Regions from separate parts of the Homo sapiens genome. Here region 2 is linked to region 1. Evidence: read pairs that join two places in POLR2A ChIA-PET (ENCODE). Cell type or tissue: endothelial cell of umbilical vein. All regions are shown on one strand. Links, peaks and the distances in the headings refer to the core of each region. The heading gives the core; the rest is flanking DNA. Region 1 overlaps FGD4 (FYVE, RhoGEF and PH domain containing 4). Region 2 overlaps BICD1 (BICD cargo adaptor 1).

What was found. ChIA-PET counts read pairs that join two places held together with the same protein. Peaks named below come from ENCODE experiments on the same cell type or tissue, not always from the same donor. Only the 100,000 strongest peaks of a DNase experiment are listed, where the experiment ranks them.
Region 2: POLR2A ChIA-PET joins it to region 1 with 5 read pairs; 3 of 35 experiments call an interaction of 5 or more read pairs at or near these places.

The regions. Positions count from the first base shown.
Region 1 is chr12:32,400,385-32,413,096 of GRCh38, reverse strand. All of the region lies in intron 1 of FGD4 (FYVE, RhoGEF and PH domain containing 4), which reads right to left. Among named protein-coding and RNA genes, the nearest start is that of FGD4, 7.2 kb to the right of the region's middle. RefSeq lists enhancers at 1,914-2,514, 6,335-7,320, 10,232-11,171, 11,172-12,112, 12,113-12,712. In endothelial cell of umbilical vein, for the core only: no CTCF peak of the experiment used is centred there; no DNase peak of the experiment used is centred there; H3K4me3 peaks cover 124 bases.
Region 2 is chr12:32,327,230-32,339,941 of GRCh38, reverse strand. BICD1 (BICD cargo adaptor 1) reads right to left here. Exons shown (of 10, transcript NM_001714.4): 5 at 11,387-12,481; 6 at 5,275-5,426; 7 at 2,126-2,443; 8 at 963-1,156. Among named protein-coding and RNA genes, the nearest start is that of FGD4, 66 kb to the left of the region's middle. In endothelial cell of umbilical vein, for the core only: no CTCF peak of the experiment used is centred there; DNase peaks (open chromatin) are centred at 7,301 and 8,651; H3K27ac peaks cover 2,729 bases.

The DNA of each region.
Region 1 (12,712 bases), core at 8,397-12,396:
TTAAAAAAAATTTTTTTTTGGAGACAGAGTCTTACTCTGTCACCCAGGCTGGAGTGCAGTGGCGCAATTATGGCTCCACTGCAGCCTTGATTTCCCAAACTCAAGCAATCCTCCCACTTCAGTCCCCTGAGTAGTTGGGACCACAGGCATGCACCACCATGGCTGGCTAATTAAAAAAAAAAAAAAAAAAAAAAAAATTTCTAGAAAAGGGGTCTCTGGACAGGCGCGGTGGCTCATGCCTGTAATCCCAGAACTTTAGGAGGCTGAGGCAGGCAGATCACGAGGTCTAGAGATTGAGACCATCCTGGCCAACATGGTGAAACCTCGTCTCTACAAAAAATACAAAAAATTAGATGGGTGTGGTGGAGACTGAGGCAGGAGGATCGCTTGAACCCAGGAGGCGGAGGTTGCAGTGAGCTGACATCGCGCCAATGCACTCCAGCCTGGCGATGGCGCGAGACTCCATCTCAAAACAACAACAACAAAACAAAAAGGGGACTCCCTATTGCCCAGCCGGGTCCTGAACTTCTGGGTTCAAGCAATCCTTCCACCTAGGTCTCCCAAAGTGCTGGAACACAGGTGTGGGCCACCATACCCAGCCTATAACAATTTCATAACTTCCAATTGAAGGAGCGCAAGGAATTTCCACCCCAAAACACAGCCTCCTGAGATAATGAGTATTTTGAATTAAAAGCCCTTAAAAATCAACAGGTATTAGGAATAGATTTTTCCTCTGTCTACATAAACACCAGATAGACCCAACAAAAACAATACTTTTTCCTTCTCTCCATTATCTCACAATCTACTGCAGAAAAGATGACCAAGAATGTAACCAGACCTAATCAGATCTTTCTACAAAATAACGTCTGCCTCTCGGGATCACTCCATTTCCAAAGAGAATCATTTACACATCAGTCTCTGTTCCCTCATCCATTCATTCTCCACAGTAATCAATTATTACTCAGCAGAATACCAATATTCCCTATCTCCTCTTCCCCTCTGAAATAAGATTATGTAAGTATTTGGGCCCCATTGGGATACTGGGCAATCATTCTGTGATTCTCACGTGTGCACGTTAATAAATCTGTATGCTTTTTCTCTATGTGCCTTTTTTTTTCTTTTGAGATGGAGTCTCGCTCTGTCGCCCAGTCTGGAGTTCAGTGGCGCAATCTCGGTTCACTGCAACCTCCACCTCCTGGGTTCAAGAGATTCTCCTGCCTCAGCCTCCCGAGCAGCCGGGACTGCAGGCGCCCGCCACCACACCCTGTGAATTTTTGTACTTTTAGTAAAGACAGGATTTCACCATGTTGGTCAGGCTGGTCTAGAACTCCTGACCTCAGATAATTTGCCCACCTTCGCCTCCCAAAGTGCTGGGATTACAGGCGTAAGCCACTGCACTCAACCAGTATGCCTTTTTGAGTTGATTTTTATACCGCATTGTACTTGAAATGGTAAGCAATGACCCCTCAGTATTCTTCAATTTGGGGTATCTTATAATTTATATGGTTCCACATGCTGACTTTTCACCTCCTAGCATGTGTTTGTTGTTGTTGTTGCTGTTGTGAGACGGAGTCTTGCTCTGTCGCCCAGGCTGGAGTGTGGCGGCGCGATCTCGCCTCACCGCAACCTCTGCCTCTCGGGTTCAAGCAATTCTCCTGCCTCAGCCTCCTGTGTAGCTGGGATTACAGGCGTGTGCCACCACGCCCGGCTAACTTTTGTATTTTTAGTAGAGAGGGGGTTTCACCATGTTGGTCAGGCTGGTCTCAACTCCTGACGTCGTGATCCGTCCGCCTCGGCCTCCCAAAGTGCAGGGATTACAGGCTTGAGCCACCGCGTCCCACCCACATGTTTTAAAAATACAAATGAGCGGCCGGGCGCAGTGGCTCACACCTGTAATCCTAGCACTTTGGGAGGCTGAGCCGGGTGGATTGACTGAGGTCAGGAGTTCGAGACCAGTCTGGCCAACCTGGTAAAACCCCGTCTCTACTAAAAATACAAAAATTAGCCGGGCGTGGTGGCGCGCCTGTAATCCCAGCTACACAGGAGGCTGAGGCAAGAGAATCGCTGGAACCTGGGAGGCGGAGGCTGCAGTGATCCGATATCTCACCACTGCACTCCAGCCTGGGCGACAGAGTGAGACTCTATCTCAAAAAAAAAAAAAAAAAGAAAAAAAAAAGAGTTCATTGTAAAGTCATTGTGCTTTTTAAGACTATTATTAACATGTGGCCTAAAACAAAACCCTGTCAGAGGCTCCAGGGGACAACCCCAGCCTTGCAGAGCAGGGTGGACATTTGGCATTTTGTTCAAAGTTGCACTGAGGCTCAGTGCGGTTCCCAGAACTGTGGTAGCTCCCTGGTTTCCACAGACACTGCAGTTGATGAAGGCTGACAGTTTAATTCCAATGAACGGATGTGCATGTGCGACGGGCACAGCAACTGGGTTTGTTTTCACTCTATTCTCGCTTAAGTGAGGCAATAATACAAAGTTGACTGTGGGCTCCCAGAACACTTGCTGGTGCTAATGCCTACACTGTCAACTGCAATTCAAGAACCGATGACAAATTCAAGACAATGCCCTGCAAATGATGCCAATTTCTTTTTTTTTTTCTTTTTGAGACACAGTCTCATTCCATTGCCCAGGCTGGAATACAGTGGTGTGATCACAGGTCACTGCAGCCTCAGCCTCGCCCTTTGGGACTTCAGCAATCCTCCCACCTCACCCTCCTGAGTAGCTAAGACTACGGGCCATACTGGCAATTTTTTTTTTTTTGAGACGGAATCTCGCTGTGTCGCCCAGGCTGGAGTGCAGTGGCACAATCTCGGCTCACTGCAAGCTCCACCTCCCAGGTTCACGCCATTCTCCTGCCTCAGCCTCCCGAGTAGCTGGGACTGCAGGCGCCCGCCACCAGACCCGGCTAATTTTTTGTATTTTTAGTAGAGATGGGGTTTCACCCTGTTAACCAGGATGGTCTCAATCTCCTGACCTCATGATCCACCTGCTTCGGCCTCCCAAAGTGCTGGGATTATAGGCGTGAGCCACCGCACCAGGTCCATACTGGCAAATTTCTTGACTTTTTTTTTTTTTTTTTTTGAGAGACAAGACAAGGTTTCACTACGTTACCCAGGCTGATTTTGAACTCCTAAACTCAAGCAATCCTCCCAATGTGGCCACCCAAACTGCTGGTTTTACAGATGTGAGCTACTGCGACTGGACCAAATGATGCCAAATATATTCCTGAAAACAAACATACACACAACTTCTAAAGTGTGATCAATGCATGACTAGTCTAGCTTTCATAGTTCAAATAAGACTAAATATTTGTGTGGATTTTAAAAGATATACCTATTCCAGGGGTTACTGGTAAGGTTTAACCAACAATCAATCACTAAGGCAATTATTTCTGGATCCCATCACAGACATCAGTAACAGGCAGCTGGGGAGACATGGAAGGTTTTTGACTATGGCAAAGATATGATCCATACTCAGATTTAAGAAAAATTACTGGGGGGAGGCTGGGCACAGTGGCTTACACCTGTAATCCCAGCACTTTGGAAAGCCGAGGCAGGCGGATCACCTGAGGTCAGGAGTTTGAGACCAGCCTGGCCAACAGTGAAACCCCGTCTCTACTAAAAATAGAAAAATTAACCAGGTGTGGTGGCAGGCGCCTGTAGTCCTACCTACTTGGGAGGCTGAGGCAGGAGAATCACTTGAACCTGGGAGGCGGAGGTTGCAGGGAGCGGAGATCGCACCATTGCACTCCAGCTTGGGGGACAAGAGTGAGACTTCAACTCAAAAAAAAAAAAAAGAAAAAAAAGAAAAATTACTGGGGGGAGGAAAGAGTTATATAGAATGAATAGCAACACTATTGTTGAGAAATAGGCCAAAAATAAGGCAAAAACATTCAATGTGAAATGAAGGAAAACTGATAAGAACTGGTAGCTCATTGGGTAGCAGGTAGATTCCATTTTAAAACAGAATTTGAAGCCAAACAAGAGCTAGGTTAGTAAAATTGCCAAGGAAAGTCAGGAGAAGGGGCTGGATTGCAATGTAAAAAGAAATTGTGATTTGGTGCCCTTGGAGCATTTATATTCATTAAGCAGGCCCTTGAAAACGCGGAGTAGGTATAGATACCCTCTGCTGAACCTTCCCAGAGGGCAGATGGGACCCCCAATGAAGACGAGGAGAAAGGAGAAAATGGCAAAGCCAGAGGAAGAAAGTTGAAGAACCAATGAGGTAGGAAAATCAAGATATCTCAGGTCATCAGAACCAAGAAAAGAGCTTTAAAAAGGTACAAATGTCACAGAAAAATTAAGAAGGGCTGAAAATAGGTGCTGAATGCTATTTGGGAATTCATTGCTGACCTTACAACTGCTAATCCAATGTTGTAAACACAAGCCAGTCCAAAAGAAGACAAGGAAGTGGTGAGGACGGGGTGAGAAGATGAAGAAGTGAGGGCAGCAAGGCAGATCCACACAGTAAGTTAAAGTCACTGGGAGGCAGCTCTAGAAAATTTCAAGGTTTAAAATCTAGGATGGTGAGGTCGAGGCAGGTGGATCACTTGAAGCTAGGAATTCAAAACTAGTCTGGCCAACAAGGCGAAACCCCATCTCTATTAAAAATACAAAAATTAGGCTAGGCGCGGTGGCTCACACCTGTCAACCCAGCACTATGTGAGGCCGTGGTGGGCGGATCACCTGAGGTTGAGAGTTAAGACAAGCCTGACCAACATGGGGAAACCCCGTCTCTACTAAAAATACAGAATTAGCCAGGTATGGTGGCACATGCCTGTAATCCCAGCTACTCGGGAGGCTGAGGCAGGAGAATTGCTTGAACCCGGGAGGCAGAGATTGCAGTGAGCCGAGATTGCACCATTGCACTACAGCTTGGGCAACGAGAGCGAAATTCTGTCTCAAAAAAAAAAAAAAAAAAAATTGGCTGGACATGATGGTGTGGCCTGTAATCCCAGCTATTGAGGAGGCTGAGGCAGGGGAATCGTTTGAACCTGGGAGGTGAAATTTGCAGTGAGCCAAGATGGCACCATCGCACTCCAGCCTGGGCGACAAAGCAAGGCTCTTTATCAAAACTAAATAAATAAATAAATAAATAAATAAATAAATAAATAAAGTCTAGGATTACCTCATTGGGGGTGAGGAGGGGAAAAAATAGCCTATAAATGAGAGTAAAGGGGCAAACCATGGAAGGTAACAGAGGAGAAATGTCTCTGAGGACTGGGTTTATCTGCCAGATTAGTAAAAAGGAGAGGGCTGCAATAAAGGAGTCTATAAACCAAGTCTGAAGTGACAGGTCGGTTGAGCTCACCTCAGATACCCCAGTCTGATAAAAATTGTGTATCGGCACAAATTCAGGTCTACTTCAAGAGGGAGAGGGTGGAGTTGAGACAAAAGAACAAAGTAGGAAAGACCTGTAACAGATAGAAAAAGTGCAATGAGGAGTCAAACAGAAATGAGCAAAAAGTATGCCAGAAAGTGCAGAGGGCCCAGATTATGTATTGAGGGACAATCTATAGCATTCCTTGTCTTATTCCTGCAAATCTCGGCAACCTGTCCTCAGGACCAAAGTGGGGTTTACCCATGTTTGGAAATGCACAGAAGCTTATAAACCTGGTTGTACATCAGGATCGTCTGGGCACTTGTTAAAAATACAGCTTCTTGGCCAGGCGTAGTGGCTCACGCCTGTAATCCCAGCACTTTGGGAGGCTAAGGCAGGTGGATCACCTGAGGTCAGGAGTTCAAGACCAGCCCAGCCAACATGGTGAAACCCCGTCTCTACTAAAAGTACAAAAATTAGCTGGGCATAGTGGTAGGTGCCTGTAATCCCAGCTACTCGGAAGGCTGAGGCAGGAGAATCATTTGAACCCGGGAGGGGGAGGTTGCAGTGAGCCGAGATCGTGCCATTGCACTCCAGCCTGGGGAACAAGAGTGAGACTCTGTCTCAAAAAAAAAAAAAAAAAAAAATACAGCTTCTTGGCCGGGCGTGGTGGCTCATGCCTGTAATCCCAGCACTTTGGGAGGCGGAGGCGGGTGGATCACGAGGTCAGGAGTTCAAGACCAGCCTGGCCAAGATGGTGAAACCCCATCTCTACTAAAAATACAAAAATTAGCTGGGCATGGTGGCAGGTGCCTATAATACCAGCTACTTGGGAGGCTGAGGCAGAGAATTGCTTGAACCTGGGAGGCGGAGGTTGCAGTGAGCTGAGATCACACCACTGCACTCCAGCCTGGGTGACAGAGCAAGACTCTGTCTCAAAAAAACAAAAAGCAAACAAACAAAAAAAAACAGCTTCTCTAACCCTACCCCTCAGATTCTGAGTCACTATGTCAAGGGTGTGGCTAGAGATTTTTAATTAGCAATCCCAAGTAATTCTGAAACAGCTGGTAGAATGGCATTTGGAAGCCAAGCAGATCATCAGAATTATCTAATATACTTTTTAAAAATGCAGATCCATAAGCTCCTGTCCAAACCTACTGAATCTCTCACCACATTTCACATGCATAAATTTTTTCTTTTTTTTTAAATTTTTTTGAGATGGAGTCTAGCTCTGTCACCCAGGCTGGAGTGCAGTGACACAATCTCAGCTCACTGCAAACTCTGCTCCCTCGGTTCAAGCGATTTTCCTGCCTCAGCCTTCCAAGTAGCTGGGATTACAGGCGCCCACCACCACGCCTGGCTAATTTTTGTATTTTTAGTAGAGACAGGGTTTCACCATGTTGGCCAGGCTGGTCTCAAACTCCTGACCTCAAGTGATCCGCCTGCTTCTGCCTCCCAAAGTGCTGGAATTACACACATGAGCCACTGCGCCCAGCCCCACATCCATATATTTAAATGCATCATGTAGGCTGGGCACAGTGGCTCACGCCTGTAATCCCAACACTTTGGGAGGCTGAGGCGGGCGGATCACCTGAGGTCGGGAGTTCGAGACCAGCCTACCAACAAGGAGATAACCTGTCTTTACTAAAAATACAAAATTAGCCAGGCGTGGTGGCACATGCCAGTAATCCCAGCTACTCGGGAGGATAAGGCAGGAGAATCACTTGAACCCAGGAGGCGGAGGTTGCAGTGAGTCAAGATCGCGCCATTACACTCCAGCCTGGGCAACAAGAGCAAAACTCCATCTCAAAAAATAAAATAAAATAAAAAATAAATGCATCATGTTCTAATCCTTTTTCAATCAATTTTCCAGCAAATGCGTATTTGAAAAAAAAAAGAGATTTGAGTAAGAGCAATACAAGTAAGTACTATTGATTGAATTCTGGTTCTGAACCAGAACTATATGTATGTTATCTCCCTGTAAAAGGACTGACTCCAACAGCAGGTGACCTCAGGCAGACCCCCAATCAAGTTCCCGTTCCCTCAACAAATTCCAGTTCCTCTTCTCTGTTACCAGTTAAAACCATGAACCTAGATTTCCTTCAGCAGAGAAAAGGAATGCAAGCAAGCAGGTGACTGTGGAGTAAGAGTCTCTCAATGCTCTTAGGTCCACAAGTTTACATGGCTATTCATTAAAAGACCACTGACTAGGCTGGGCGCAGTGGCTCACGCCTGTAATCCCAGCACTTTGGGAGGCCGAGGCGGGTGGATCACCTGAGGTCGGGAGTTCGAGACCAGCCTGACCAACTTGGAGAAACCCCATCTCTACTAAAAATACAAAATTAGCCAGGCATGTTGACGCTTGCCTGTAATCCCAGCTACTCGGGAGGCTGAGGCAAGAGAATTGCTTGAACCCGGGAGGCGGAGGTTGTGGTGAGCCGAGTTCACTCCATTGCACTCCAGCCTGGACAAGAGTGAAACTCCTTCTAAAAAAAAAAAAAAAAAAACCACTGACTGCTCTTTAAACTGTTCTTGGAGCCAGGCACGGTGGCTCACGCCTGTAATCCCAGCACTTCGGGAGGCTGAGGCGGGTGGATCACAAGGTCAGGAGATCGAGACCATCCTGGCTAACACGGTGAAACCCCGTCTCTACTAAAAATACAAAAAATTAGCCGGGTGTGGTGGCAGGCGATTGTAGTCCCAGCTACTCTGGAGGCTGAGGCAGGAGAATGGCGTGAACCCGGGAGGTGGAGCTTGAAGTGAGCCGAGATTGCGCCACTGCTCTCCAGCCTGGGCAACAGAGCCAGACTCCGTCTCAAAAAATAAAAATAAAAAATAAAAATAAATAAGCTGTTCTTGGAAGGAAATTCTTATAAGAAACTTTTCCTGGTTCCAATTTCAGAGCCCATCTTTAAGGAGCTTCTAAGAAGCATTAATGATATTCATGCACATGCACACCATCCATCATTTTAGTGTAAATCTTTACTTGTTTAGAACATTGTATGATTCTAATAATACTAAAGATACTTTTATTTAAAAATATAATATAGATTTTTTAATGTTACAAATAACATTAGCTCTAACATATGAATGCAAATGACCTATGGTTATTGCTTTACGTTGGGCCACTCAAAGCCCTGGAAAACCTTAAGAACAGGTGTTAACAGGCATGCAAGCACTGAAGCCAGTGACATAAGTCTGAATCCTGCCTCTGAAATTTACTAGGTGCAGGGTACTGCAATAGGACTTTCTGAAACTTTTTTTCCTTCCCTAAAATTGTAATAATACCACCTATTTTTTCAGGGTTGTTATAAGAACTAGAGGTAACATACACATAGTCCTGGTTCAGTGCCAGAATTCAATCAATAGTACTTTTTTGTATTGCTTTCACCAAAATTTCTATCCCTCTTCCCCAGAGATGAAATTAGTACTCTAGAAGTTCTCAGGATACTGGGGTATATGTTGAAAATGTGAGCATTCCAGCCATGGTGAGTACCAGAAAAAAAAAAACTGTACTTACATAGAAAGTTTACCAAGTAAATAATGTGAAAAGTCCCTCACCACAAAGCACCGAGATGCTGAATAAATTACAACAGATATTCAAATACTCAGATACAACAAATGCATGGCTGAGCTCATAACAAAATAAAGGAGGTGCCCAAAGGCAAGCAAAAAAAAAAAAGAACCCAAAACTTAAACACAAGTAACTAACTTGTAAGACCATGCTGCCCAAGAGGCAAAGTCATTGCCAGGAACCCGAAAGCCTAGGGGACTAAGAGCCTTTCAGGGGACGGAAGTTTTGGCCTTGGGTTTTCACAATAGGAAAAAGCTGAACCTGAGGCCTGGAACTAAGGTTCCATAAAAGGGAGCATTGGGCCGGGCACGATGGCTCACACCTGTAATCCCAGCACTTTGGGAGGCCGAGGCGGGCGGATCACGAGGTCATGATATTGAGACCATCCTAGCCAACAAGGTGAAACCCCGTCTCTACTAAAAATACAAAAATTAGCTGGGCATGGTGGTGTGTGCCTGTAGTCCCAGCTACTAGGGAGGCTGAGGCAGGAGAATCACTTCAGCCCAGATGGCGGAGGTTGCAGTGAGCCAAGATTGCACCACTGCACTCCAGCCTGGCGACAGGGTAAGACTCAGTCTCAAAAAAAAAAAAAAGATGGAGTTTTGCTGCGTTGCTCAGGCTGGAGTGCAGTAGCTATTCACAGGTGCAAACACAGCATACTTCATCCTCAAACTCATGGCTTGTAGTGATTCTCCTGCCTCAGCCTCCCAAGTAGCTGAGACTATAGGAGTGCACCGATTATAAGGATTGTTATCTCTGTTGTCCAGATGAAGAAACGTAGAAATTAAGAGACAGTCCAATTCACACAGCTAGCTATGGAAGAGGGACTAGAACGTGAGTGCTATATAACCCCAAAGCCTATGTCTTAATTGCTTCACCTTTCTGTTTCACTTAAATGGGGAGCTTCACATTCAGGAATACACAAAGGATGCAGTTGGTACACTTTATTATTTTTGCCAAAAAGCACAGAACTCTAAAAACAGCAGGGTTTATAACCACAGAACATGACATAACAATGCTAAATGGAATTTTCTGCCAAGTTCTTGAGTTTTCAGTTTTTGTTCCTTCTTCTTTAAGAGGGAAAGTGACATTTCAATTGAGTAATGCCTACTTTGTAATGCGTTTAAATTTTGTGGTTTTCATATATAAATATTTTCCTAGGTGCTATAGAATGAACTGGCACTTTTCAGTAACTTAAATCTGGTTTACTTTTTGATGAGGGGGAAGAACAGACTTATCTAATGATACTATTGAACTAATAGGGAGGCAGATTTGAGTCAAAGAAGAAAGCACTTTCTAAAATATTTTTTACCCTTCCCAAATTGAACAGGGTGTGGTCATCCAGTAGTTTGAGACTACTTCTCAAAACACTAGATCATTCTCCTACAGATATTACAGATTTTATCATGGTAAGGGGAATGGCTGTACCTATTAAGATAATTACTTTTCGACCCTGAAAATAGCAACAAGAATTTTGAGTTTCAGCCGGTTTACAATATCGAGACAATGTAACACACCTAGAAAAGGTAGTGCTAGGTTCTCCATTTTAAAAAAAACTGCTCTGGGTTTTCTTTGAATTAAAAAAAAAAAAAATGGTGTGTGCCTGTAGTCCCATCTACTTAAGAGACTGAGGCAGAAGGATAGCTTTGAGCCCATGAGTTCGAAGCTATAGTGAGCTACGATTGTACCTATGAATAGGCACAGCACTCTAGCCTTATCCTGGGCAACACAGTGAGACCCCATCTCTCTCTGACTCCCCTCCCCTCTCTCTCTCTCTCTCCCTCTCCCTCTCTTTTTGAGACAGGGTCTCACTCTGTTGCCCAGGCTGGAATACAGTGAAACGATCATGGCTCACTACAGCCTCCACCTCCTGAGCGCAAGCGATCCTCCCACTTCAGTCCACAAGGGGTCATTTTTTGCAGAGACGGGGTTTTGAAATGTTCCCAGGCCGGTCTCAAACTCCTGGGCTCAAGCGATCCTCCCCCTCGGTCTCCCAAAGTGCTGGGATTACAGGCGTGAGCCCCCGTGCCAAGCAATCCCGTCTCTTTAAAAAAAAAAAAAAAAAAAAAAAAAAAAATGCCTGGCCAACATGGTGAAACTCCGTCTCTACTAAAAGTACAAAAAATTAGCCGGGCGTGGTGGCGGGCGCCTGTAGTCCCAGCTACTCGGGAGGCTGAGGCAGGAGAATGGCGTGAACCCGGGAGGCGGAGCTTGCAGTGAGCCAAGATTGCGTCACTGCACTCCAGCCTGGGCGACAGAGCCAGACTCCGTCTCAAAAAAAAAAAAAAAAATGTACAAAAATTAGCTGTGCATGGTGGCAGGCACCTGTAACCCCAGCTACTCGGGAGGCTGAGACAGGAGAATCTTGAAGCCAGGAGGCAGAGGTTGCAGTGAGCCGAGATTGCGCCACTGCACTCCAGCCTGCGGGACAAGCGCAAAACTGCGTCTCAAAAAAAAAAAAAAAAAAAGAATGGAAAAGAGAAAAAGCAGAGCTACCTTACAGAAATGATTTGTAGACTGCCACAACTCCCTTTTACCCTTACTGCTAAAAGGGCACTTCCTCTTTTCCCCTACTCAATGGGTTTGTAATTTAGCCAGGTGATTTTAAGTAAAATGATAGAATAAAGAATTTGAGGCCGGATGTGGTGGCTCACATCTGTAATCCCAGCACTTTGGGAGGCTGAGGCGGGCGGATCACTTGAGATCAGGAGTTCGAGACCAGCCTGGGCAACATGGTGAAACCCCCGTATCTACTAAAAACAGAAAAATTAGTTGGGCGTGGTGGCGCATGCTTGCAATCCCAGCTACTTGGGAGGCTGAGGCAGGAGAATCGCTTGAACCCGGGAGGCAGAGGTTGCAGTGATCTGAGTTCATGCCACTGCACTCCAGCTTGGGCGACAGAGTGAGACTCCGTCTCACAAAAATAAGGAATTTGGTGCCCACTATTCTCCAACTGAAAACAGTTGATGATTAACAAATTCTGTACATTAAATAACTTGAAAACCCATTAAATAAATACCTTCGATCCAAAGTAAATCATTTTCATTTGATAAGGAAGAAAACACCCTCCCATTAATTTGAGTGAATCACACCTAAGACTGGAAGAGAGTTCAGAAACTGTTTCACACTAGTGTCCTCATTTTGAAGACAAGGAAATGAAGACCGAAGGCACTGTAATTCAGTTACTTGTTTACATATTTTCTCACCTCACAATTTCTGCCCTTATCTACTGTAGTTATATCTTTTTAATTCATCATGTTTTTCTGCTCTATGCCTACTACAAGTTCAGAACCAGGACTAAAAGGGAATTTAAAAGCTCTAATATTTATCATATTTAAATCGTCATATTTGCTTAATCAGAATGAAATGCGTGAAAGTAATTAGAATTATTTGTATTTCTGCTGCTCAAATGAGGTTTTGCCTCGTAAGCTGGTCTACATACCAGACACCTCTGGTTACCGCATAAAGGAGGGGAGGGGATTTTAAAGAAGTTTTGCAAATCAAAGAAAAAAGAAATCCCTAGTTTCAAACTCGCCTGGGGAGAAGAGAACACATTTACAAGACAGGGGAGATTACGTGGCCTTGAATAGATCGCCTTGAATAGATCACCTTGAGGACTTCTTTAAGATTCAATGAGAATTCAGAAATCAAAACACCGCATTACTGACATCTGAACCTATTAACATGAAAACAGCAATAATGATTCCGTTTTCTGATGTTAGGAACAGCTTTCCTTGCCGCTTTTCACAGTCAGCCTGGGAGTCAAGCGTCCCTTTAAGAAAATCCAGGCACTAAGAAGGTTGCTCACCA
Region 2 (12,712 bases), core at 5,206-9,205, 70 kb after region 1:
TCCAACAGGTGTTGACATGCGTGAACGCAGACCTAGGGCTGCCAGATATTCAGAATCTTCCAAAAGAGGCCAGAAATACTGATGTTCATATAAAATCTCTTGAATTTTTAACTGTCAATAACTAACTTAAATAGTTTTATTTTTTATTTTCTGGCAATAGTCAAATAACAGCTGCCTTTAAGCTTACTTTGGTTTATGGGCTCCTTGTTTGCCACTTCTGCCCTATACTCACATGCAGGGATTCCTTAAAAGGATGATTTTTATTTGCAAGAATAATTTTCTCTATTTGCCATATGTCACATTTTCAAGTTAGGCCTCTTCATAGAACAAGTAAAAAGAATGAAAGGAAGGAAGGAAGAAAGAAAAATGCAAAATAGTGAAGCTAAGTGTGAACATGTTGGTAAGCATTAACCAGTGGGGGGCCTGCAATCTACAAGAACATTATACTAAGACCTAAATGTTCTTGAGGAGCAAAATCTTAGAAGGTTTTACTTTTATTCTCAATATAATGATTGAGGAGACGTTCTGAGTCACCACAAAAGGAAATCAGCCCAAAAGCCTTGTTATACATATGGCTCTCCCTTTACGGAAATTACATTAAAAACGATAAGAGAGAACTGGCCAAATCTGACCAAGATGGAATCGCCATGAGCTACCAAACTGCAAATAGGATCCAAGTGTGTGTGCGTTGTGCTTGTTGCTAATTTCCCTTTACCTATCCCATTCCTTCCAACTCTCATTTGCCATCTTTGGCTGTTAAATGGAAGTCTGTCATTCTAAGGAATATGAGTGAAGGAGGAAATGGGAAGCTAAGTGTAAGGAAGTTTTTACTTGACTTATAGGAATTTACACATCATCAAAGGTATACTCTGCAGCTGGGTGAGCCTGAGTGACCGGAAGGAAGGGGAGAGTCTATTCAACTAATCATTTGCATCACATGCACCCAAGGAAAAAATGTTTACCTGGTGGAGCCACGGTTAACCTTTTTTCCTTGCTGAGCCGGTGCCCTTGGATGAATTCACTCATGGAAGGGGGGCCCTTCAGAAGAAATGATTCTGTGGAGGTGGGATCAGGGGGAACTCTTAATAAATTCTGTAGGTAGGAAGCCCCTGAAGTCCTGGGACGGCTCTGATCACAAAGGGAAGGTGAAAATTGTCTTGCAGGAGATCCAAGAAAAATACATATAGGAAACAAAAAAGTTTTACTTTAATTACCTTTTAACGCCTCACCAGTGACAACATTATTTATACTGGCATTTAATTTTTTAAATATGTAAATCAATCTTTTTGCTTTTTTTTTTTTTAGTTTCCACATCAGGATACAACCCTATTTGGAAACTGTTCTGGATACTGGAAAAAAGATTTATTACAGTTAGTCAGCTTGAACCGCAAATAGAAAATATATTATTTGAGTCTTTAATGAAAGCTCCTAAAATAAAAATGTTACCATTAACCGAAAATACAGGGTAAGTAACTCAACAGCCAGGACTCACAAAATCAAGCCCCTAAAAACCTTACAAGTGGTTTCTCTGGGCAATATTCCCATGCCAAATGAAAAAGCACAAAAACCTGCTTTCAAGAAAAGGACTGTGCGTATTCCATCCCATTTTATCTAGATATAGACATCCCCTTTCAGTCTGTCATCAGTTTTGGTCATATGGACAAAAGTTTCCCTAAGAGAACATATTCATATCCTTGCCCCGTTAAAGAGAAGCTGATAAACAGCACCATTTCCAAAGGTACAATGACTTTTAAAATTATAACCCAGGTAGAACACAGCTTCATTCTTAATATCCACCTTTATCTACCAATTCTCAGGTTGGAGGTAAGGGAGAGGCATATTTACACATACAAAGAGTAGCAAAAATATTAACAGACACTTGAAAATTATATTACGATTAATCAAGAGGAGGGATTGGGCAGGGGGTTAGAAAGGACTACATAAACACAATTATCAAAAAGGTTTTGATCTGGAAAGACCCACATTAGCAAGACCATTTATATGCCAGCTCCCATTTTTTCTTTTGCTTCCCCTCCTCCATCCTCCACAACAAGAGCACATTTATTTTTGCAGTTAACTAAAATCTGGCCACTGCACCGTACTATGAAGATCGCTGCATGCATACCTTTTCCTCTGAGTGCCACTGCTGACCCGAATGTTGGGTGTCTGTGGGCCCTGACTATGCAGGAGGTAAGTGTCTATGGTGGGCACGGTGACTGATGCCTCCCCACTTACTTTAGGGCTGCCGATCTTGCTCTTTCCAAGTTTGCCTTTGCTGCGTCGGGACTGCTCATGGTCAAACTCTAAGTCCTCCAGCCTCTGGGTCAGGGCGAGTTTTTGCTGGATAGCCATTCGTAACAAAGTGTTCAGAGTCTTCTTCTCATCCTCTGCAGCTGCTAACTGTCTCTGCATCTCATCCAACTGGGTGACATATTCATCACATCTGGAACCAAAACAGAGAAGTGGTCAGAGGAAAATCTTGGTGAAACTGAATTTGGGAGTTAAGCTGAAAAGTAATAAATTTGACCGAAATTTAGAAATTTAGAAGACTGGTTTAAAGGTCTAGCAATAGAATGTAGATAACCCACAATAGCAGAAAACTGGAATATATGTTCATCCATACAATGAGATATATGGGACATTTTTAAAAAATTTATTATTATTTTGTTGTTGTTGTTTTGTTTATTTGTTTTTTGAGACTGAGTCTCGCTGTATCGCCCAGGCTGGAGTGCAGTGGCGTGATCTTGGCTCACTGTAACCTCTGCCTCCCAGGTTCAAGCGATTCTCATGCCTCAGCCTGCCGAGTTGCTGGAATTACAGGAGTGTGCCACCATGCCAAGCTAATTTTTGTATTTTTTTTAGTAGAGACGGGGTTTCACCATGTTGGCCAGGCTGGTCTTGAACTCCAGACCTCAAGTGATCCTCCCACCTTGGCCTCTCAAAGTGCTGGGATTACTGGCATGAGCCACCACGCCCAGTCATTATTATTTTTTAAAGAGACAGGGTCTCACTGTGTTGCCCAGACTGGTCTCGAACTCCTGGCCTCAAGTGATCTTCTTGCCTCAGTCTCCCAAAGTGCTGCGATTACAGGTATCAGCCACTGCACCCAGCCCATATGGAGACAGTCTTAATAGGCAATGTCTTAAACCCCAGGGACAGAGTTATCGTGGGGCTGCTGTGTAACAGACGAATAACAGTCAAGTCTCACACAATGTCCACTATACCTGAAGTGTCTTACAGTAGCTCTTTTTACTGTATGACATTGTATTCTTTGGAGGAATGTAACAAGTTTATTATAGGCTATGCCTATAGTATCCAAAATAATAATGTTTATAAAGAAAACATTTCCTTATCTATATTTATACGTTTTAGTTTAGTATAGATTGCAGCTGTTGGTCTTGTCAATTTGACTGATTTGCCTGAATTAGAAAACTGAGTATTTTCAATGATTTCTCAACCAGATGACAGAGCAATGAGTTGTCAAAAAACAAAAAACAGAAAACCCTGCAAAAACCAAGATTTCACAAGGTTTCATACAGATACAGCAGGCTGTCCGAAACATCTTTATTCAGGTTTCATACTTGTGCCGAAGAAGAAAGATAAGCTTAGTGATCTTTTTTCCTTACCAAAGGCAAAACCTGGCACATATACATTTGGAAGGTAGAGGTGGCGTGGAGAAAAAGCTCATTCTGAATTTTGTTTTGTTTTTTTTCTGAGTTTATTTACCCGCTAAAATATGAATAACAAATACTGTTCATGCCAAAAAAAAGTCTGTGAAAATAGACAATTTGGGGATAACAATTCCTTTTTATAAAAAATTATTATTATTTTTGAGACGGAGTCTCGCTCTGTCACCCAGGCTGGAGTACAGTGGTGTGATCTCAGTTTCTGGGGGACTCCTATAAAGCTCAAGAGATCTTTTTTTGTTTGTTTTTAACACTTTTACATGTATCAGCCAAATGTAAATTATTTACTAAATCTGCAAGTAAAGCCATAGTAATTATTCGTGAATTTTGCACCAAGTTTGCATCATACAAGATACACAATTGGTAGGATTTGGTCGGGCATGGTGGCTCATACCCGTATCTCAGGACTTTTGGAGGCCGAGGTGGGCGGATCTCTTGAGCCCAGGAGTTTGAGACCAGCCTGGGCAACATGGCGAGACCCTGCCTCCACAAAAACCACAAAAATTAGCGGGTGTGGTAGTGCAAGCCTGCAGTCCTAGGTACTCGGGAGGCTGAGGTGACGTGGGAGGATTGCTTGAGTCCAGGATGTCCAGGCTGCAGTGAACCGAGATAGCGCCACTGCACTTCAGCCTGGGTGACAGAGTGAGACCCTATCTCAAAAAAAAAAAAAAAAAAGTAGGTCTTTTTTGACACTGCATTGTGACAGCAAAAAATGTATTTCAACAGTATATTGAAAATCTCAAGATTCTGAAAACTTCAAATCAAATACATTCTTAACAATCACTTCATGTTTAAACACAAAATACAGCCGGGCGCGGTGGCTCACGCCTGTAATCCCAGCACTTTGGGAGGCCGAGGCGGGCAGATCATGAGGTCAGGAAATCGAGACCATCCTGGCTAACAGGGTGAAACCCCGTCTCTGCTAAAAGTACAAAAAATTAGCCGGGCGTGGTGGCAGGTGCCTGTATTCCCAGCTACTCGGGAGGGTGAGGCAGGAGAATCGCTAGAACCCGGGAGGCGGAGGTTGCAGTGAGCTGAGATCGCACCACTGCCCTCTAGCCTGGGCAACAGAGTAAGACTCCGTCTCAAAAAAAAAAAAAATTATAAGTAATTAGCTGATGTGATGATTATTAATCTTCATTATGACAGTATCTTCTCGCACAGTACTAAAGGTAAGGCACTTTTATATACTTTCATGTACTTCCTTCACAGAACTCTATTTCAGAGGTGATAATATTTAGCTATTCTAGGAAGTGGGGTTTTTTTCCTTATTGAAAGCTTTTTATTTGGAGGGAGACTCTCTTTGGGGTGCATAAATTCTAGAAACAACCTATTAATATTAGCTTACTTAAAAAATATTTTTATGTAATAGAATTTCTGGATCCAGAGTGTTCAGTAGGGGGCTCTGGAAAACAGCACAGAAGGCTTGCTTTTAGATACGTCAGAGTGGACTTCCACAGATTTTCTTCACACTTAGCCATCCTAGACTACTCACCGAATACACTCAACATGCACAAAGGCAGGGCTGTGAATTTTAAAGCCTTTACCCCACCTACCACACCCAGTCATAGGAAGAAAATACTGTTACCTTGTTGCAAACATTGCTCTCAGGGATGAGAAGGTTGCAGCATCTTCTTTCAAAGCCTTCAGTTCATTTCTAAGCTTCGTCATGGTTTCAGTCACCATTGCTTTTTCATTTTCATATTTGTTCTTGAGATTAGCTAGCGCCACCTCAGCTGTCTAAAGCAGAAAATCACACTGCTTACAATTTTCATATCAGGAAAATCCATCATACAGATTGCTTCATGCTGTGCCTATTATGTTCTTTTATAAAAGGAAAGTGAAATTGATTTGGTTACATTTTATATAAACATAGGTATGCGCTTTGGACACAGGGAAGTTTTTCTTTAATGTCAAAATGTGTTGTGAATTCATAATGTGGTTAAATTGCCCTAGAAGCCCGCTGCGAGCCAGAGTCAGTATCAGGAGCTAAGAGAATGACAGTAGTTTAATAAATATTTAATGCAGATTGCTGAAAGTATGCGATTTTAGGACAAGGAGGGAGCCAAAATGAAACTTTATACAAAAAAAATTTTTTTACCAATTATTTAGTAAAGAAGCACAGCTTCAATAGGAATAATCAAATTGGAATATGTTAGAACTCAAATTTTGTCACCTGTGCTCTGTGGGCCCAAAACATAGAATAAAAGACATACACCATTGTAATTTATAATATGAGTATATGATAAACTATAAATCCATGTTATCATACATTTAAGGAAAAGAAGTGATAAAGAACTAATTACTTTCTAATTTGCATACAATTTGTCCAAACAATGAAATATAGTGAAATATAATTCCTTCAAAATCTCCATAAAAGTAGGGGTTATAAAATGTTGAATGAGTTAAAACATTTGTTTGAATCTGGGATTTGGGCATGTCCGAAGTTCTTGGAATTAATAGTGTTTCAAATCAAGAGCTACCCTGGCACACACACAAGTAAAAAAACACACTGACTGAATCAATGCATAAAATCAGTGTATACTTAGGGATTGCCTGTTTGATGCATAGCACACAGTTTGCATGTTGAAGCCAAACTGGGAACACATGATTTTTACAAACTGGAAACTATAACTTTTCAAAGTGTATACAAATACCCCATACTAATGAACAACCCCATTACTAGCAGAGAAATCCATTACTAACGGGATTTCCCAGGAAGACTACCTTGGTTTTTAACATTTCTTTTTGTTGCTTGAAATGGGCAGCTTCAAACCTTCATATGCAAAGTGCCAACATCTATAGAAATAAATTCTTTCTTAATTAAATCAATGTTGGGATAGGGTACTTTGTTACTGTTTTGATTCCGAAGTAGTTTCTTGTGAGTTTTGATTGGATTTAAATTCAGATTAAAATGAGACTTTACTCATAAAATACTTCTGTATGTTCTGTAAATACTTGGAGGAATCTTCAGAAATATTACAGATTCAGAAAATTATCCACAAGGCAGAAATTGACCTGGGGAAAAACGGCAGTTGTTTAGTGTTTAAAAAGCTTAGACACATATTCATTTAAAACAGAAAAGTATGTTTAAGTTGTGAAATGTAGATGTAACAAATTTGTAAGCACATAGAATCCCATGGTCAGTATCTAAGGGGAATAAAATGGGGGATAACAGAAGAGCTAGATCTGAAACAGAAATACAAAATCATTTATTGTTTGTGACAAATACCCCAAAGCCTCAGTTTTGTTTGTAGATTTGTTTGTCCATTGACTGTGCAAAGTTTTTCCAGAATTAAGTAATTTTAAGTATCCATAACTCACTGGATTTGCTGATTTCTGCTTTCACCACTTTCTCCACACATTCCAAAGTTGACTTTCTAAATAAAAAAAGTCTTATTTCCAGCCACATAGGCCTTTGTGAGCATTCCCTGAATATATTATTCTATTTTGTCACTCCAAAGCCTCTCTACCTACTGTTCTGTCTGGAATTACTTCCTCCTCCTCTGGAAAACAACTTCTTATCCTTTAATAACAAACTAAGGTATAATTGCTTCTGTGAAGTCTTTTCCGCTCCTCTAGGAAACCTTAGTTGCTTCCTCTGCATTGTTCTCATAACTTGGATTACAGCATGTGTAACGTTGAACTGTAATTGTGTTTCTATCCTGACATCCCCAGGAGGCTGAGTCTTCTGGAAGGCAGGGACCATGTGTTAGTCTTCTTTGAATCTTCAGCATCTAGCACAGTGCTAGATGGACGGTGCTTCATAAGCATTTACTGACTTCATCAGAAGGCACTGTGCCTATGAAAAAATCCTTAAGTAAATGAGAAGATTCATAGAGACTACAGAATGCCTATTTATTTATTTTTAACTTTTAAGTTCAGGGGTACAGCTGCAGGATGTGCAGGTTTGTTACATAGGTAAATGTGTGTCATGGGGGTTTGTTGTACCAATTATTTCTTCACCAGGTATGTAAGCCTAGTATCCATTTGTTATTTTTCCTGATCATCTCCTTCCTCTCATCCTTCAGCCTCCAACAGGAACCAGTGTGTGTTGTTCCCCTCTATGTGTCTATTTGCTCTCATCATTTAGCTCCCACTTATAAGTGAGAACATGCGGTATCTGGTTTTCTGTTCCTGTGTTAGTTTGCTAAGGATAATGGTCTCCAGCTCCAACCATGTCCCTGTAAATGACATGATCTCATTCTTTTCTTTCTTATGGCTGTATAGTAGAATGCCTATTTTAAAACAGGGAGATTTCCTTTTTTCCCCTGTACCCCAGAATTCTCACCTTAACCTTAAAAACAAACATTTCACAATGTCTAAATAAATATAGTGAATGTCATCTGTTAATACTTGAAGCTATTTACGGCAATAAGCATCACAGCAACAGCCCCAACATCATGAACGTGCAGACCAAATGCATTGCTAGAAATGTGTTTTCATTTAATTTACTGAGCCCATATAGACTGTAACTCTAATGTAATGCAAATGGTACAGGTTGAGCATCCTTAATCCAAAATCCAAAATGCTTCAAAATCTGAAACCTTTTGAGTGCTGACATGAGCCACAAAATTCTACACCTGACCTCATGTCATGAGTGGCAGTCAAAACTTTGTTTCAGCCACGGAATCATTAAAAAAATTGTATAAAATTACCTTCAGGCTATGTATATAGGAATACATGAAACATAAGTAAATTTCATGTTTGGACCTGGATCCCATCCCCAAGATAACTCATTATGTATATATGCAAATGTCCAAAATCCAAAATCTGAAACATTTCTTGTCCCCCAAAACATTTCGGAAAAGGGATACTCAACCTGTACCACAAAGCACAGTGAAAATAAAACTTCAGCTAGGAATGCTTTGTTCTGTTCTGATTTCCTGTGGTACTGTTTACATCACTCTAAAGTGCTTGATAAGTCCTGTCTTGTAAACAGCTACAGGCAATTGCGGAATTCCTACTAGATTATGTCATTTATTTTTGCATCCCTACTTACTGCCTCCCAGAAAATATGTAATCAATGAATGCTTGTTCACAAATTAGTCTCTGTTGGTTGGCCAAGTGTCCTTATCTATACCTCTGTTTCAGTTAAGCATCTTGATTTTTTTTTTTTTAAGACAGATTTTCGCTCTTGTTGCCCAGGCTGGAGTGCAATCATGCAATCTAGGCTCACCGCAACCTCCGCCCCCCGGGGTTCAAGTGATTCTCCTGCCTCAGCCTCCCGAGTAGCTGGGATTACAGGCACCCGCCACCACGCCTGGTTAATTTTGTATTTTTAGTAGGGACGGTGTTTCTCCATGTTGGTCAGGCTGGTCTCAAACTCCTGACCTCAAGTGATCCACTGGCCTTGGCCTCCCAAAGTGCTGGCATTACAGGCGTGAGCCATTGCGCCCAGACCTAAATTGTTAATATTCAACCTTTAGGAAGAAGTCAGAGAAGTTATCTGGATGGCTTGATCAAGAATGCCCCAGGATAGCATGTCCTTGTGTAAGCCTTATCTAATATGGTATTGGTTATTTATGACCACTCTGAATCATTGGGTCTTTAAATTATAGCAGAGTTACAATAATAAATTCCTTTATTCCGACCTAAAATTAGAGTCAGATCTCTCACAAATTCTTCATTCACTCTAATCTTTTCTTTTTTTATTTTATTTATTTTATATATATATATTTTAATTTACTTTAAGTTCTAGGGTACATGTGCACAACGTACAGGTTTGTTACATATGTATACATGTGCCATGTTGGTGTGCTGCACCCATTAACTCGTCATTTACATTAGGTAAATCTCCTAATGCTATCCCTCTCCCCTCCCCCCACCCCACAACAGGCCCCGGTGTGTGATGTTCCCCTTCCTGTGTCCATGTGTTCTCATTGTTCGATTCCCACCTATGAGCGAGAACTTGTGGTGTTCGGTTTTTTGTCCTTGCGATAGTTTGCTGAGAATGATGGTTTCATTCACTCTAATCTTTTCTATTTCTCTAAAGTGACAACATAAAATAAAGTCATATTTTGCCCTTAGGTTTATATAAAACATGTTAATAGTGCAAACAATATTATGGCTTATGGTATAGATGTCAATTATATAAATAGATTTATGGGAACTAGAGATGAGGACTTGAAAGCTGCACTGTAGATGAGATAATAAGGGCGTGGTTTTCCCCAGATGATGGCAAATGGAGAAGACACTCTGAATCTGAAATTAATCCTCATTCTCCAAAGACCAAGAGCTCCCTTGACCTACTATTCACTGGCACTGCTTGCGTTTGCAGGAGGGTATTTGGTGCTTTGTTGCTTCTCTTTATCAACACCAACATTTATTCAGCACCTTTCTCAAATATGTGTCTTTCAAGAATATCTTTTCAGATAAACTAAATAAAGGTGAAAATAATTTTCCTGCCTATATTTCGCAGCACTCCCACCAAGGTAAAACTCAGGGTGAAAACAATTTCAGTCATTAAGGAGGGCTGGGAATTAGACAGGTTCATGTTGTAACATTACTACTTGTCCAGAAGGACAAGATCAATAGCTAGGAAAAGCTCCCTATTACTTAACCTCTGACCCAGGTGGGTTAACATCCCAAATGAACCTAAATTTCAGATACGTGGTCAGTAGCACAGGTAGAGCTCATTCTTATACTCTCTCACACACACTCTCTATTATTTCCTTGCTAAAGTGGCCCCAAACTATTTAATTTGTTGGTAACAATCTGTCTGGCTTTGTTTCTGTTACTCACTCAGGTCCTCACAGTTGTCTTGCCTTTCATCCCTGACTTATTCATTTATTTAGCGCTCTTGTTTCTCTAAGTTTGGGATGAAGGACAAAACACTCCTTTTAATCTTGCTATACTTGGCTGGGCGCGGTGGTTCATGCCTGTAATCCCAGCACTTTGGGAGGCCGAGGTGGGCGGATCACTTGAGGTCAGGAGTTCGAGACCAGCCTAGACAATATGGTGAAATTCTGTCTCCACAAAAAGTTAGCCAGGCATGGTGGCACATGCCTGTAATCTCAGCTGCTTCGGAGGCTGAGGCATGAGAATCGCTTGAACCCAGGAGGCGGAGGTTGCAGTGAGCAGAGATGGCGCCAGTGCACTCCAGCCTGGACAACAGAGCGAGACTCTGTCTCAAAACAAAAATAAAAAATAATAATAATAATAATTTTGCTATACTCCTAGAAATTGAGTCTTGAATCTGAACCTCCAGCTCCAAAGCTGGGGTCCAGTTATTGGCCATCAGACCTTCTTCACCATATGTACCCAGATTTCCCTCTGTTTGCTCTAGCTGCCTGCTGGGTGTTTGTCTTTCTTGCTGTATCGCCCTGGTTGGTGTAACCTGCCTTGCCAGCCTATTCTGCCACCCTCCATCTCCTGTTTCCACAGCCACTCACTGCCAGGCTTCAGCCCAGCACCGCCTGAGCTGCCTTTCTACATCTGCAGAAAGGCATCTAGATCTTCTCCTGTGTTCCTGCTTTAAGTTCCTCACCTCTGCCTCCACCTAACTGGGCACAGGTATTTCATCATTTAAAAACAATAATTATTATGACATTCTGATCTGGCACTGGGACAGTTTTATTTATCCACTTACCAAGAATCTGAACTCTCATCTTGACGATACTCGATACTCAATAAAATTAGGGAATAAATTAGTTAAGAAAGCTTTGACTGGCATGCTTTCACCAGTAGAATGAGATTACCTGCTTGTTGGCTTTCAACACCGCCCTCAATGTGGCGATCTGCTCCCGTTTGGTGCTCAGCAGGGACTTTAGCTTGAGGATCTCTTCCATTAAGGCTTCCTTGTCTTTATCAATCATGGGGGCTAGCTCCCGAGCCGCTGCTCTTTGACGAGACAGTTGCAAGGACCGGTCCACAGCTTTCTGCAGATGCTTGATTTGGTCCCGGATTATGGCATTAAGGTTGTAGATATTCATTGGCTCTTTGCGGATGTCACTTGTATCCAATACTGGAGATGACGGTGGGGCAGTAATAACAGGAGAGATTGTGGGGGTCTTAGTTGGACTTGGTTCTTTGCTGGCCTCTGTGCTTTCTTTTGCAACTGGTTCAGATGAGGTCCTTGTTTCTACCGGGGATGACACACCCCGCCTGGCTAATCGTGGGGACAAAAGTCCTCTGGGATCATCGGGCCCTTTCAGGCTGCCACTGCGGGTGACTCTGCTCTGCCTATAGTAATCCAGCATGACCCTGTTGGGAGTTTCATTATTACATAGACACACATGGTGGTAAAGCTGAGCTAACTCCTCACTGAATGTCACTAACTCATCCTGGGCCGTATTAAGGGTACTGTGATTTTCGTTGGCTATGCTGGTCATCTTTTGCAACTCCTTCTCCATGTGGGCCATCTTCTCACCACTCTCCTTGGTGGTCTTCTCAAGGCTTGTCACCTGCTCATCATACATCTGGATTTTACTCTCATACTTGGCCTTCTCATCAGTGTAGTTTTCTACAGATTTATTATATTTCTCCTTTAAGGCCTTAATTTCAGCTTTCAGATCAATCACCTCAGTTACTGCCACCCTGTATTTGCATTCAAGGATCTCTAAACCATTGATGTCCACCTCATAGTCATGGGCCTCCTCCCCTGAGTCCCGGCCCTTCTCCCCGTCCAGCTCAGCCTTGAGCTCCTTGCTGCTTTGCAGGCCCCTCATGGCATTGACGTGCTCTGTGAGCCGGTGCACCCGCTCATGCTGCTCCGTCAGTGCCCCCTTGGTGTGTTCCAGCTGTGTCTGTGACTCCTGTAGGTTGGCCAAAAGAATGGCCTTTTCCCGCTCTACCTGCAATGGCAAAAGAAAGTTTCTGAATCACCTCAAGGCAGCACCAATGATGAACTTAATCCATTCACAGTCGGGCATGTATACACTTAAAATCACTGCAGCAGAGCCAATGTTCCCACTATTTCAAATTAAATTGGAGTGTTTTTTATTTCAGCAGTTCTGGTAAGTCAATCTAAAAGTACATAATTCTAAAAGAATTATACTGCAAGTAGTTACCCATCAATTTCGCTT